Regions from separate parts of the Homo sapiens genome. Here region 2 is linked to region 1. Evidence: chromatin loops called from intact Hi-C (ENCODE). Cell type or tissue: OCI-LY7. All regions are shown on one strand.

Evidence for each region. Hi-C counts contacts between places; a loop is a spot of excess contacts. Peaks named below come from ENCODE experiments on the same cell type or tissue, not always from the same donor. Only the 100,000 strongest peaks of a DNase experiment are listed, where the experiment ranks them.
Region 2: a loop joins it to region 1, with 3.0 times the contacts of the local background. A loop is called at or near these places in 3 of 110 quality-filtered maps.

Annotation. Positions count from the first base shown.
Region 1 is chr10:73,953,481-73,961,480 of GRCh38, forward strand. No RefSeq gene overlaps it. Among named protein-coding and RNA genes, the nearest start is that of C10orf55, 35 kb to the left of the region's middle. RefSeq lists enhancers at 3,141-3,240, 3,428-3,935, 5,486-5,635 and a silencer at 6,411-6,705. In OCI-LY7, CTCF peaks have their summits at 4,085 (motif pointing left) and 4,291; DNase peaks (open chromatin) are centred at 3,271, 3,581, 4,061 and 5,191; H3K4me3 peaks cover 1,133 bases; H3K27ac peaks cover 2,658 bases.
Region 2 is chr10:74,006,394-74,014,393 of GRCh38, forward strand. The region is part of intron 1 of VCL (vinculin); the gene reads left to right. Among named protein-coding and RNA genes, the nearest start is that of VCL, 12 kb to the left of the region's middle. In OCI-LY7, no CTCF peak of the experiment used is centred here; DNase peaks (open chromatin) are centred at 1,958, 4,428 and 6,348; H3K4me3 peaks cover 4,926 bases; H3K27ac peaks cover 6,906 bases.

The DNA.
Region 1 (8,000 bases):
GAGGAATGAGGAGGAGTTTGCCAGTTGGACTGGGTGAGAAAGGGCATTGCAGAAAAAAGAGACCATCTTGCATAAAGTACCTTTTATAACAATACAGAGGAGTGAAAGAGGACATCCTTTTCATGAACATTCAGTTGGTCAATGAGGCAGAAGCACAGTGGACATGGGGGGAAGATGAGCTGAGAAACAGACACTCTAGAAACAGTAAGGAGCCTTTGAGAGACCTTGTATGGAATGGAGTGCAGGCATTGTTGCCCCATTTAAGAGTTGAGAAAACTGAGTCACAGGTTAAATGACTTGCCTAAGGTCATGTTAGGAGATGAGGCCAAGCTGGAATGTAACTTGAGGGTTTTTATGCTTCCAACCACAGTGCTGGGCCAGGCCCTGTCCTCAAGATCCCTCTGATGTTCTGGCTTGAACCACTTCAAAGCTGTTAGGAAAGAAGAAGAAGGCTTACGCCACTAGGCTCTGACCACACTGGCCACACACTTGGAGCACCCTTGTATCCAAAGCCACAAGAGAGCATTTTCTGAGAGTCTTTCCCAGAAAATGGCATGTACACATCCAACCTTGAAGTTGGTGGGTACCCTTCAGAAATGATGAAGGAGGTGGATTTCCACGGCATCCTGCCGTGCTGGGGAGCTGCTTCCCATCCTTGCTGCCAGGATTAAGTGGCATTTAGGCCTGTTATTCCTCAGGACAGGGAGTCATGGATGTGGCAGGAGCTCAGATTGAGTGATTTATTTATTATTTTATTTATTTATTTATTTATTGAGACAGAGTCTTGCTCTGTCACCCAGGCTGCAGTGCCGTGGCTCGATCTCGGCTCACTGCAACCTTCGCCTCCTGGGTTCAGGCATTTCTCCTATCTCAGCCTCCTGAGTAGCTGGGATTACAGGCGCCTGCCACCACGCCCGATTAATTTTTGTATTTTTAATAGAGACGAGGTTTCACCATGTTGGCCGGGCTGGTCACTCCTGACCTCAGGTGATCCACCCACCTCAGCCTCCCAAAGTGTTGGGATTACAAGCATGAGCCACTACGTCCAGCCTTATTTACTTGTTTGAGACAGAGTCTCGCTCTGTTGCCCAGGCTGGAGTGCAGTGGTGCAATCTTGGCTTACTGCAACCTCACCTCCCAGGTTCAAGCGATTCTTCTGCCTCAGTGGGGATTGCAGGTGTGCACCACCATGCATGGCTTTTTTTTTTTTTTTTTTGGTATTTTTAGTAGAGACAGGGCTTCACCATGTTGGCCAGGCTGGTCTTGAACTCCTGACCTCAGGTGATTCACCCCCACTTGGCCTCACAAAGTACTGGGATTACGGACATGAGCCACCATGCCCAGCCAGATTGAGTGTTTTATGATGCTGCATAGGCTTTGGAATAAGAAAGACCTGATTTCTCACCCTCACTCTAATGGCTAAAATGAAAAGACTGACAATTCCATGTGTTAACAAGGATGTAGAACAACTAGAACTCTCGTACAGGGCTGTTGGGAATATAAAATGGCCCAATCTCTTTGGAAAATTGTTTGGTGTACTTAATAAAGTTAAACATATTTCCCCCTAATAAGAATGTTCATGGCAGTGTTATTCAAAATAGCCTGAAACTGGAAAGAAAAATCTAAGTATTCAACAGGAGGATGGATAAATAAATTGGGTGGTAGATTCATAAAACGGAATACAATTCAGCATAAAAAAGGAACATACTGCTGGTACAGCAATGTGGGAAAATCCACAGACATACTATATGGAACAGAAGAAACCACATACAAGAATATGATTCTATTTTTTCTTTTTCTTTTTTTTGGGAGACAGAGTCTAGCTCTGTTGCCCAGGCTGGAGTGCAGTGGTGCAATCTCAGCTCACTGCAACCTCTGTCTCCTGGGTTCAAGTGATTCTCATGCCTTAGCCTCCTGAGTAGCTGGCACTACAGGTGTGTGCCACCATGCCCAGCTAACTTTTTGTATTTTTGGTAGAGATGGGGTTTCACCATGTTGGCCAGGCTGGTCTCGAACTCCTGACCTCAGGCAATCTGCCTGCCTCGGCTTCCCAAAGTGTTAGGATTACAGGTGTGAGCCATCACTCCTGGACAAGAATATGATTCTATTTACACGAAGTTCGAGAATAGGTAAAATTAATCTATGAGAATAGAGGTCAGAATATTGGTTACATTGGAGGCTAGGGGGAGTGAGTATTTGCTGGAAAGGGGCATGAAGGAACTCTGGAGTGTGATAGAAATAGTCTCATTTTGATCCGGGTGGTGGCTACATGGACATAATGGTATAAGTGTATACCACATATTATGTGGACAATTATGTGGACATGGCCTAATATATTACATAGTAGGTATATGTAAGTTATAGTTCAATAAAGTACTATGTGAGAGAGAAAGGAGGAGGAGGAAGAGGAGAAAGAAAGAAAAGAAAGAAAGGAAGAAAGAAAGAGAGGGAAAGAAAGAAAGTAAAAAAAAAATCCTGATTTTGATTTTGGTTTCCAGTTCTGCCCCTGTGACCCTTGGACAATTGACAACATTTCTGAGCCCCTTTCCTCACCCATAAAATGAGGATCACAGGCCAGGCTAGGTGGCTCACACCTATAATCTCAGCAATTTGGGAGGCCAAGGCGGGAGGATTGCTCAAAGCCAGGAGTTTGAGACCAGCCTGGGCAACAAAGTGAGGCCTGTCTCAACAAAATAAAAAAATTTTTAAATTAGCCAGGTGTGGTGGCATGAGCCTATAGTCCTAGCTACTCAGGAGGCTGGGGTGGGAGGATCCCTTAAGCCCAGGAGGTGGAGGCTGCAGTGAGCCCTGATTGCCTCGTTGGACCCCAGTCTGGGCAACAGAGCAAGTCCCTGTCTCTAAAATAAAATAAAATAAATAAATAAGGGATCCTAATAGTACCTCTCTCATAGGGTGGTTTGAGAGTCAAATGAGATAATGCACAAAAATCTCCTAGCCCAAGAGCCTGAAGCACCCTAAAAGTTCGGGAAACTGTATTCTTACTGTTGGCCCCTTACCTACCATCTCCTCCACCAGGAGCTGGCCCCTGAAGCCTCACCCCAAAAGAACGGTTTCTGCCCCCGGGTTATGTCAGGTCCTTAGGTGGAACTCTGAGTCCCACATCACTAAATGCTGACATGCCCGCAGAATCCAGGAGGCTCCAGTGACTAGAAAGAAGTTTCATCAAATTTGAACAGGAAGCAGCAGTGGCAGCTGATAATCTGTGACCTGAATATAGCTATCCATTATCTCACTGTGGTTTCTGGTTTCCCTGACAGAGAAAACGCCCACAACTTTCTTAAAGTTATTCTAAACACTCAGTTCCTTGTTTGGCTTTGGCAGGATAATGTTACCCCTGGGTGCCCCTGTGCTTTGGGCTGTGGCCTCCCTGCCAGCCTGAGGCTCCAGCTCTTCAGCCAATCTGTGGGGCAACCGTCCCTTCCACTCAGAGGGCAGTGACAGGAGCAGACCAGGAAAGAGGCCGCCAGTATCTGCAGCCATTGGAAGTGGGGGGGAAAAGCAAGAAACCTTAAATACAGCATTCTTGTTCCTCTTCAAGAAACCAGCCAGGCAGGACTGACATGCCGGGAGTGAGCCACCAGCTGCTTCTCACCATCACTGGTTTCTAAATTACGCTCCATTCCCAATTGCTTCTCTCTGGTTCTGTTCTCAGGAAAGCAAATCTGCCCTCCTAGTTCCTCCACCTCCAAATGAGGAGCTGAGCCCAGGCCCAGGACACAGGTTTGGCAGAAAAGCCGTTACCTCTTGTTATTGTAAAACCCAGAGTCCAAGAGGCTCCCAGACAATAGGCAAAGTAGGCAAAGTTTGTTTTTGCCTTCTCTTCCCCAGCCAAGCCCTGCTCACTGTTGTCTACCAAAGCTTTGATGACACCGTATCACTTATCACTACATCTTCTGAATTATTCATTCTGAAGAATTCAGGATTTCTTGTGTTCCCCCTCTCAGGAGTACTTATATGTTAAGAGAAACCTTGAGATAGTAATGCTTACTTAGAGGACCATGTCTCTGACACCTGTGTTTGGTAGGGAGGGGAGGGCTTTGGGCTCTCTCTGGCCCCCTGGTGGCCACCACTTCTCTGTTAGTGCTCCAGATGGAGATATGCGGATGACATGGCATGACTTTTAAAATATATATATATATTTTTCTTTTTTTTTTTTTTTTCTGAGACGGAGTCTCGCTCTGTTGCCCAGGCTGGAGTACAGTGGTGTGATCTTGGCTCACTGCAACCTCCACCTACCGGGTTCAAGTGATTCTCCCGCCTCAGCCTCCCCAGTAGCTGGGACTACAGGTACACCACCATGCCTGGCTGATTTTTGTATTTTTAGTAGAGACGAGGTTTCTCCATGTTGGCCAGGCTGGTCTCGAACTCCTGACCTCGTGATCTGCTCACCTCGGCCTCCCAAAGTGCTGGGATTACAGGCATGAGCCACCATGGCTGGCTAGAGTTTTTTTTTTTTAATTTCCTTTTTGTTTTTTTGAGACAAGATCTCACTCTTACTCTATTGGCCAGGCTCGAGTGCAGTAGCACCATCACGGCTCACTGCAGCCTCAACCTCTAGGGCTCAGGTGATCCTCCTGCCTCAGCCTCCCAAGTAGCTGGGACTACAGGCACACACACACACTGGCTGATTTTTTTTTTGTATGTTTTGTAGAGACAGGGTCTCCGTATGTTGCCTAGGCTGGTCTTGAACTCCTGGGCTCAAGCAATTTGCCTATCTCAGCCTCCCAAAATGCTGGGATTACAGATGTGAGCCACTGCGCCCACCTAAAAGATCTTGTAAAGATCTTTTTTTTTGTGTCTGGGAGCGGTGGCTCATACCTGTAATCCCAGCACTTTGGGAGGCCAAGGTGGGTGGATCACCTGAGGTCAGGAGTTCGAGACCAGCCTAGCCAATATGGTGAAACCCCATCTCTACTAAAAATACAAAATTTAGCTGAGCGTGGCGGTGGGCGCCTGTAATCCCAGCTACTCAGGAGGCTGAGGCAGGAGACTAGCTTGAACCCGGGGTGGGGCACGGAGGCTGCAGTGAGCCATTGTGCCACTGCACCTTCAGCCTGGGCAACAGAGTGAGACTCTGTCTCAAAAAAAAAAAAAAAAAGAGATAGTTTTTTGTTTGTTTTCTGAAGAGGAACAGGAAGGTGAAACTCCTGCAGTTTGGTTAGAACAAAATGGGGAAGCTGTCAAAGCAGGTGGCTGCAGAGCTCGGGAAGATACGGATAATGGCTGCTTTCACATGCCCCAGAGCTTGTGCTCAGAGCAAGAAGGCCTCCCAGGAAGGTCAGAGGAGTAAAGGGTCACTTAGGGATTCTGAGGCACAGTGGAAGTGATGCTAGTTGAGCAGAGATGAAACCAGACTTCTGAAGGCACAGCTCTGCCACCAGCTAGTTGAAAGCTGAGCAGTCATCTAACCTGTCTCAGGCTCATTCTCTTCACTTAAAATACCGCAGGCAGGAAGAATCACACTAAGATGTCGATAGTGGTCCTCTCTGGGTATAGAATTACAGGCGAGTTTGGTTTACTTTTTTTGGAGTGGGAGACAGGGTCTTGCTCTGTTGTCCAGGCTGGAGTGCAGCGGCGTGATCACAGCTCACTGCAGCCTTGATCTCCTGGGCTCAAGTGATCCTTCCACCTCAGCCTTCCAAGTGGCTGGGACTATAGGCATATGCCACTATGCCTGGCTAATTTTTTAACTTTTTGTAGAGATAGGGTCTTGCTATATTGCCCAGGCTGGTCTTGAACTCATAGGCTCAGGTTATCCTCCCTCCTCGGCCTCCCAGAGTGCTGGGATTACAGATGTGAGCCACTGTGCCTGGCCTGGTTTCCTTTTTTTTTGAGACGGATCCTGACTCTGTCACCCCAGACGGGAGTGCAGTGGTGTGATCTCAGCTCACTGCAGCCTCTGCCTCCTGGGTTCAAGCCATTCTCCTGCCTCAGCCTCTTGAGTAGCTGGGACTACAGGCGTGTACCATCACACCTGGCTAATTTTTGTATTTTTAGTAGAGATGGGGTTTCACCATGTTGGTCAGGCTGGTCTCAAACTCCTGACCTCAGGCGATCCACCCGCCTTGGTCTCCCAAAGTGCTGGGATTCCAGCCGTGAGTCACTGTGCTTGGCCATGGTTTACTTCTTAATGCCTATTATTGGTCAAGGCTTAATTAGAGAAGCAGAATTATCAGGCACGGCATAGAGTAAGATGTTTCTTGTGGGGTTTTGGTGTTATGCAATGTGGGAACTGGTTAAGCAGTTTGTATACAACAGTTGCTTCTGTTTCTGGTGCTGGGACTGAAGTCAGAAATAACAGGTAGACATGAAGTATGGGACAGTAAGGACCAGTGGGAGTCCAAAAGAACCAGAGGGCACCCACAGGATGAAATAGAGCCTGTATCAATGTCTCACTGCCTCTAAAACTTCCTACTTCAATTATGTGGGCGACCTGCAGGAATTGCTGAACCTTCATCATAAAGCTGAACACAGACCTGACTCAGGGACTGAAAATGCTGAAGGAAGATCTGTCATGGGAGCTGAAGGAGATGTAGGCTCAAGTCTATCCCATGGCCACAGGGTGAGCTAGCAGATCTGAGATACCATAAGTTAGAACGGCACCTGCCTCTACACTGACCTTCTGAGCATAAGCATGTTTGCTTCACCTCTGCCCTCCAATCTTGTGCAAATTTTCTGTGGCCAACCCTAGCCCAGAACCATACAGAGAAAGAAATTCTGAAAAACATAGTTTCAGTTTAGCTAAACTGACATAGTACAAAGCCACTATGTATTTGCCAAACCTTCTTCAATTAGCATGGTTTTGTTTGTTTGTTTGTTTGAGACAGAATCTCACTCTGTCACCCAGGCTGGAGTGCAGTGGCACTATCTGGGCTCCCTGCAACCTCCACCTCCCGGGTTCCAGTGATTCTCCTGCCTCAGTCTCCTGGGTATCTGGGATTACAGGTGCATGCCACCACACCTGGCTAATTTTTGTATTTTTTAGTAGAGATAGGGTTTCACCATGTGGGCCAGGCTCGTCTCAAACTCCTGACCTCAAGTGATTCACCCACCTCAGCATGTATTATTTTCATAACCAGGAGAAAGAACACCCTTTAAAACATCTCAAAATACCCAAATGGCTAATAAATATACAAAAAGACACCAATTCATTAATTGGCAAGAAAATGCAAGTTAAAATACAATAAGATATCCTTGTACATTCACCAGAATGGCTAAAATGAAAAAGACAGACAACACAGTATTGGTGAGGACATAGAGCAACTGGAACTTTCACATGTGGCTAGTGAGAATGTAAATTGCCAGTTTAGAAAACCATTTGACAACTATCAAAGTGGAACATATGCAAAAGGTGTGATAAGCAATTACGTTTCTAAAAAAATGCATGTTCATATACATAAAAACATCTATACGAATGTTTGGCTGGGTGTGGTGGCTCACGCCTGTAATCCAAGCACTTTGGGAGGCCGAGGCGGGTGGATCACGAGGTCAGGAGATCGAGACCATCCTGGCTAACATGGTGAAACCCTGTCTCTACTAAAAATACAAAAAATTAGCCAGGCGTGGTTGCAGACGCCTGTAGTCCCAGCTACTCAGGAGGCTGAGGCGAGAGAATGGCGTGAACCCAGGAGGCAGGGCTTGCAGTGAGCCGAGCCGAGATCGCGCCACTGCACTCCAGCCTGGGCGACAGAGCGGGATTCTGTCACCAAAAAAAACACGAAAAAACAATGTTCATAGTGGCACTATATGTAAAAGCTAAGAACAGAAACAATTCAAATGTCCACCAACAATAGAATGGATAAATAAATCATGGTGAATTCATACAATGGAGTGCTACACAGCAACGGGAATAAATAATGTATCACTAAGCACAACCACATGGATGACTATCACAACCATAATATTACATGGAAGATATCAGACACAGAAGAGCATATACTGATGGTTCCATTTATGTCAAGTTCAAAAATAGGTAAAAT
Region 2 (8,000 bases), 53 kb after region 1:
GGGCAAAAGTCCTCTGGTATCAGCAACAGTAGCTTAGATTGGGTCCTCCTGTTACAGTCCTGGAGTAAGGACAACAGTAGGACAAACTACTTTTATAGGACTCATTTGAATTTTACTATTTCTTAGATATTTGTTTAAAAACAAACTAGCCTGGTTATTTCATACACAGGTTGAGTATCTCTAATCTGAAAATCTGAAATCTGAAATGCTCCAAAATCTGACTTTTTGAGTATTGACGTGATGCCACTTGTGGAAAATTCCACATCTGACCTCATGATAGGTAGAAGTCAAAACTTTGTTTCATGCACAAATTATTACAACTATTATGTAAAATTACCTTCATGCTATGTGTATATGAAACATAAATGAATTTTGTGTTTAACCTTTGGTCCTATCTCCAATATAGCTCATGATATATATGCAAAAATTCCCAAATCCAAAAAAATCTGAAATATGAGATACTTCTGATCTGAAGCATTTCAGATAAGGGATATTTAACCTGTACTTATTTAATTACTCATCATTTATATAGTTATGAAGTGTTTATGTTTTATATATAGTCATTTTATTTTTATTTATTTATTTATTTTGAGACAGGATCTTGCTCTGCTGCTCAGGCTGGAGTGCAGTGGCACAATCTGGGCTCACTGTAGCGTCGACCTACTGGGCATTGATCCTCCCACCGCAGCCTCCCGAGTAGTTGGGACTACAGGCTTACACCATCATGCCCAACTATTTTTGTATTTTTAGTAGTATTTAAACAAATATCCAAATGGGGTTTTGCCATGTTGCCCAGGCTGTTCTTGAACTCCTGGGCTCAAGTGATCCACCTGCCTTGGCCTCCCAAAGTGCTGTGATTACAGATGTGAGCCAGTGTGCCTGGCCAGGATTGTAACTTTAAGAGCCTTCTGACAACTTCCCAGTCTTTCACTGCACCCTTTGAAATGGGTAGGATAGGAATATCCTCATTATCCACAGCCTGTAGTTCAGCATAGCATGGAGATGCTCTGTTATTACACTCATACTTGTTCAGTGTTTGTCATCTCACTAAGTTGTAGGTTCCTCAGTGGCAGGGACAATATGCCTCTCCGGGTTATAGGTATGCAATATACTTTTTTTTGAGACGGAGTTTCGCTCTGTTGCTCAGGCTGCAGTGCAGTGGGACAATCTTGGCTTACTGCAACCTCTGCCTCCCGGGTTCAAGTGATTCTCCTGCCTCAGCCTCCTGAGTACCTGGGATTACAGGCACGTGCCACCACACCCAGCTAATTTTTGTATTTTTAGTAGAGACAGGGTTTTACCATGTTGGTCAGGTTGGTCTCGAACTCCTGACCTCAAGTGATCCACCTGCCTTGGCCTCCCGAAGTACTGGGATTACAGGCATGAGCCGCTGCGCTCAGCCTAAATTTTTTTTTCCTTTTTTTTTGAGATGGAGTTTCATTCTTGTTGCCCAGGCTGGAGCGCAGTGGCACAATCTCCGCTCACTGCAACCTCTGCCTCCTGGGTTCAAGTGATTCTCCTGCCTCAGCCTCCCAAGTAGCTGGAATTACAGGCACCCACCACCATGGACGGCTAATTTTTGGTATTTTTAGTAGAGATGGGGATTCACCATGTTGGCCAGTCTGGTCTCGAAGTCCTGACCTGAGGTGATCTACCCACCTTAGCTTCCCAAAGTGCTGGGATTATAGGCATGAGCCACCGCGCCCGGCCTAAATTTTTAAATTAAGTGAACATATGCATAGCATTTATTTTTATTTATAACATATAATATTAGGAATTATCGTACAGTGAATATTTCCCATCCCCAGCTGTCAAATATCTGGTATAGTCAAATTTGAGCCATCTCATGGAATTTATAATGGGCTTTGACTGAAACAAGTGAAATATATACTAAGAGGAATGAATGGCTAACTGCCCATTGTTTGAGATAACAAAAGTGTTCAGGCTATTTTGGGTTGTGGTTTTTCTGTTTCAGAGTCATTTCAGCTATGCAGATCACTTACTAAATTCATAATGTGAGAGTATGTTACCTTCTATCTGAAAGTGGCGTTGGGATTTTGCATTCTCTTCTTGGGAGTGCCTTTTTAAAATTTAATGATTTAGACCAGATGTTGATATATTATTTGGAGCCCTGCTGGTTACAATGTAGTCTCATACTATGAGTCAGAATTCCTCATTAAAGGATCTTTATTTCCCTGAACCATATGGCAAGAGACAAAGATATCACAAAGTTGATCTGCTGCTTTTTTGCTTTCTGGCTGATTTGGGCCCAGCCTTTTCATTAAACCTTTAGGTCATGGTTCCGACAGCGGGGTGTATTTTTACATAATAAACCAGCATTAGGGCAGTATCAAAAGAAGTAGCAGTCTTTAATGAGCAAATATCAGAGATTAGCTGCTTTCTTTGTAGATGTTTCTTTCTAGAATATGCTGTTTGGTCAGAATTCTTGATGAGGAAGGTCCATTCAGTCAGTTCTTGTTGCTCTCAGGCAGGTCAACCCTTAAACCTTTCCATACAGATAGGACTAGAATAAAAAACAAACTTCTGCCTTGGCATTTTTAAGCTTCAACAACTTTCAGTGCTATATAATGTAAATCCTTAAGAGTTAGCTTTTGGGGGGGAAAATTCAAGTCTGTAATAAGACTGAAAGATAGAGAAGAAATTTGATATATTGGAGGAAGGACGTCCCATTGAAAGCTTTCATGTGTCTTTCTTTTCCCTGTACCTTGGATCTGTAGAAGTCTTGCAGTATATGTTTGAATATAGTGGGCCACATAAGTTCAGGTGAAATAATTTTCAAATTGTCTAGGTGGCTGCTGCTTTCCCCCCCCCCCCCCGAGCCATTTTAGTATTTAATTCTGTTTTTTATTTTTATTTTTTTTTGAGACGGAGTCTCGCTCTATTGCCCAGGCTGGAGTGCAGTGGCGCCATCTCGGCTCACTGCAAGCTCCACTTCCCGGGTTCACGCCATTCTCCCACCTCAGCCTCCCGAGTAGCTGGGACTACAGGCGCCTGCCACCACGCCCGGCTAATTTTTTTGTATTTTTAGTAGAGATGGAGTTTCACCATGTTAGCCAGGATGGTCTCGATCTGCTGACCTCGTGATCTGCCTGCCTCAGCCTCCCAAAGTGCTGGGATTACAGGCATGAGCCACCGCGCCCGGCTTTAATTCTGTTTCTATTGGGAATTGTTATGGAAAGGAAAGCTGTCTTACCTTATTTATTAATTATTATTATTATTTTGAGACAGAGTCTCACTCTGTTGCCCAGGCTATGGCATGATCTTGACTCACTGCAACCTCCACCTCACGGGTTCAAGCAGTTCTCCTGTTTCAGCCTCCCAAGTAGCTGGGACTACAGGCATGCGTCACCACACCTGGCTAATTTTTGTATTTTTAGTAGAGACGGGGTTTCACCTATTGGCCAGGCTGGTCTTGAACTCCTGACCTCAAATGAACCACCCCCTCGGCCTCCCAAAGTGTTGGGATTACAGGCATGAACCACTGCGGCCAGCCACCTTTTTCTTTTTTTTATTTTTCTTTACTTTTTTGAGATGGAGTCTTGCTCTGTTGCCCAGGCTGGAGTGCAGTGGTGAGATCTCAGCTCACTGCAACCTCTGCCTCCTGGGTTCAAGTGATCCTCCCTCTTCAGCCTCCCAAGTAGCCGAGATTACAAGCATGCGCCACACACCCAGCTAATTTTTTGTATTTTTAGTAGAGACAGAGTTTTACCATGTTGGCCAAGCTGGTCTCAAACTCCTGACTTCAAGTGATCCATCCGCCTCGGATTCCCAAAGTGTTGGGATTACAGGCTGTGAGCCACTGCACCAGCCTACCTTTTTCTTCTTAACAAGTTACAAAAAGATTTATTAGGGAAGGAAGTTGAGAATATGTAAGTAGGGAATTTTGTTCTTTTGTATTTTTATCAAAGTATTTTAGTTTTCATATTGCATTAAAAAATAATACTATTGAACAGTATACTATTAGTAATCACTTTTTATCATGCTGTGTCTTCATATAGTCTGAAAGAATAATTTTTCTTGTTACAAAATAATGCATTTTTATTGTTGAAAATTTAGAAAATCTATCTTTATTTGCAATCTTCTGTCAGTATTTCTCAGCCTTTTTCATTTCTGTCTACTTGAACTTGATTTGCATCATTTTTTCTTGTTACTCCAAACCAATTTATGTTTCTCTGGGTATAAATACAAATTTAACTATATATAGATGCACCAGCTCTTATCCTTTTCACCGTTTAAAAAAAAAAACAAACAAAAACAAAACCCATCTCTAGTTCACTTTCCTGCTTATGAATTTTCAAAGCAAGGTGAGGAAACCCACTGTCTTAAAATACCCCAAGACTTTCTCTGCCATCTGGGGAGCTGTGCTGTAGACAGGAAACTGCTGCTTCAGAAAATATGAAATGAAATAACTTCAAGATAATGAGCCTCATCCTGAAAGAACTTCTGGTCCCAACATACTTATTAAGACATGGGGGCTGGGCATGGTGGCTCATGCCTGTAAGCCCAGCACTCTGGGGTGCTGAGGCAGGTGGATCACCTGAGGTCAGGAGTTCGAGACCAGCCTGGCCAACATGGCGAAACCCCATCTCTACTAAAAATTCAAAAAATTGGCTGGGCATGGTGGCAGGTGCCTGTAATCCCAGGTACATGGGAGGCTGAGGCAGGAGAATCGTTTGAACCCAGGAGGCAGAGGTTGCAGTTAGCTGCGCCATTGCACTCCAGCGTGGGCAACAAGAGTGAAACTCTATCTCAAAAAAAAAAAAAAAAAAAAAAAAAAGACACGGGATCAAATAACCATTGATTAAATTAAGTATGTGCATTGCATGTATGCAAAGAGGTAGAGTGGGATAGAGTGTTAGGTAAAAAGGAACTTGTATAATTAGACGTAGGAAATGGGGAACTCACTGCCTTCTTTCAAGTCCCTTGGTAAATGTAGATTTTATGTCCTCATATACTGGATCATCAGTCCTTGGATGATGGATTTCATATCGAATTTTCTTCCCCCTCTCCTCCCTACTCTCCTAGGGTGTCTCCCTTTAGACTGTTGGTTTCTGAAGGGCAAGGAGTGGGTTTTATTCTTCATATTATTGGTTCTGTGTTTACCATAGTCCCCTGCTCATGGTAGTTCTTCAATTAAGTGTGTTATGTTCTGATATTTAATATACCAGCTAGTCATTTTAGGTTATTTTATGATAATAAGGATAGCTGATTATCTCTTGCCTCCACTGGAAGGCATGATGTTTCTCTTTTCCTGCCCTCAAATGTTGCTATGTACCAAATATTTATACAGTCTCAAAGAGAAACAAAGATTCATAAACGATATTATATTGTGTTGGGTACATATTTTGAACTTTTAGATTCCAAAAAATTCCATGTCACTTCTATCAGAAGTTAGCACACTGGATTGGCATAAGTGTGGGGTGTGTGTATAGAGGAGAGAGGTGGTGAATCTTAGAACTCGAAATGTTTTACAAATGTTGTTAAGCTGCAGAAAATAGAGTCTTTGGCCCTTAGAGAATTTCCCACTGATAAAATTTCCAGTTGAATGACTTTTAAGGGGAAAGTGGCTGAATTTCACTGCACTTCTTACCACAGCTGGCCACCATCCAAGTCAAAGTCATTCCTTCTTTTGAAATAAGCTTAAGTTATTCCCATGAGTAAGCTTTCTGTGAAGAAAGAAATGGCACAGTTGTTAGAGTTGAGAGTTGAGGGACCTTTGTTATATAGCTTTCTTGTGTTTCCAGCCTTCTCTTTGTCCTCTCTCCATCCCTGGAGAACTGGCTCATCTTTTATCTACCAGGTGGATAACATGTTTTTATTCTTGCAATTAAAATAGATAAGGGTATATGAATAGGCTAGTAAATCTCATAAGAAAAAATGTAGATCAGCAACACTTAAATTTCTCATTCTACAATTCTCCCCAAATAGTAAAGTTACTTGTCAAACTCCAGCTATGCACATTGCTAGGTGTTGGGATATATAAGATATGGTCTCTGGCCTCAAGTTGCCTAAAACACAGATGAAATCAATAATCTTATAAAAAAGATTTATTCACATCCTCTCCACCAATATAATTGTTGCAGAATTTATATTATTCTTCTTAAAGAGTTGTGTGTTAACTACTACAAATACAGTGGTTTTTCTTCTTTGGAGTCATGGAGAAGATGTGAAGTGGTAGGGACGTGGGGGAAGAGTGACACACACACAGTAGGCCAGCAGCAGATCGAGACTGGTATGGTATGAGAGGAGTGAGGAGATGGTGGGCCACCTAGTTAGGAAGAGACCTTTGAGCATTGGCCTCAGCTGCTTTCTGCTTGTGGCTGCCCAAACTCACTGGGTTTTTGTTTCCTCCAAAGTACAGTGCTTCCTGTTGGCCTTCCTTCTGCCTGATGTACTCTTCTGTAGTTCTTTACTTGGATAATTTCTACTAATTCTCAGTTTTCATAGTAAATGTCCATTTTTCAGGGACACTTTCCCTGACTACCTCTAAGCTAGGTTAGGCCCTTCTATCATGTACTTTCTATATTTTTTCCTTATTATGCTTATCACAATTGTAATTAATTATTTGTGTGATTATTCACTGTTTAACATATCTCCCCACCAGAGCCTCAGGGGCAAATATTGGCTCTGCTGTGTTTGTCTCTGAATTTTTAGTATCCATCATAGTGCTTGGCATATAGTAGGATCTTGCCTTGTGGAGTAAAGTATTTGTTCAATAAACAAATAGGAAGGCCATTTTCTGCTGCGATCAAAAACTGTTTTAAGCTTCTTTGGAGAAATATATATCAGGCTGTGGTTGAATCTTGGTGAAATTTAACTGCCAATTAGGAAAGTAGCTGTAAATAATTGCTTAACACAGGGCATTGCATGCAAAAGGACCATCTAATTTGTGTTCTCTGAGTGAAAAAAATTTAGGCACAGAGTCCTGGGGTGCAGATGGGGATAATCCTGCACAGCCCAGCACAGGATTATACAGAATATGTAAGTGTGAATAAAAAAATAAACATGGATGTAGAATTCTCTATTAGTTTTGATCTTTTGCAAATGAGCAGAATAGCCATCTTTGGCAAAATGTGGTAGTATGAGTTAGCAAATACCAAAGTCACACTTTAGATATAGATACTAGATAAATCAGCATATGATAATCAGCACATGATAAAAATTTTGGGAAGCAGTACAGTAGTATAATCGTTAAGCATTAAACTCCTTATTTTAAAATCCCATTGTTGACACCTTCGAGATAGGTAACATTGGGGAAGTTATTTAATCTCCATTTCTCTTGATCCTCCTATGTAAAACAAAGGTAAAGATAGTACCTGGCTGATAATGTTGTTGTTGTGTGGGTTAAATTAGTTCATTAAAATGTTTATAACTATTCCTGACACAGAGCTAAGAGCTTTATGAGTGTTAGATTTTATCATTACTATATTTTCCCATGATTTTAAGTCATATTTTAAACGTTAGTCTAATGAAAAGGCAGTGTTGATTTAAAAAAAAAATGTCTAAGCATAGCTTCTAACTTTTATTCAACAAGGCAAAATGCCAATGAAAGCTTTCAGTAGAATTCCATATGTTGTGGAATATACAGTTTTACCAACTGTGGGGAAAATATCACAGTTTTAGGTGCTTGAACCTTTGATTGCCAGTTTCCCATGATTAAAGATAGACATCTAAATTTTTAATTTATATTTATTTTGTTAGAAGCAATAGTGAGGGAAAAAGTATATATATATTTTCCAATTTGAAGCAAGAATTAGGGTTTAGGATTTAGGGTTTTAACTCAAGCATTAATTGTCTTTTCTCTTTTCTTTTCTTTCTTTTCTGTTCTTTTTTTGGAGACAGGGTCTCACTCTGTCACCCAGGCTGGAGTGCAATGGCTCAATCTCGGCTCACTGCAGCCTCAACCTCCTGAGTTCAGGTGATTCTCCCACATCAGCCTCCCCAGTAGCTAGGACTACAAGCATGTACAGCCATGCCTG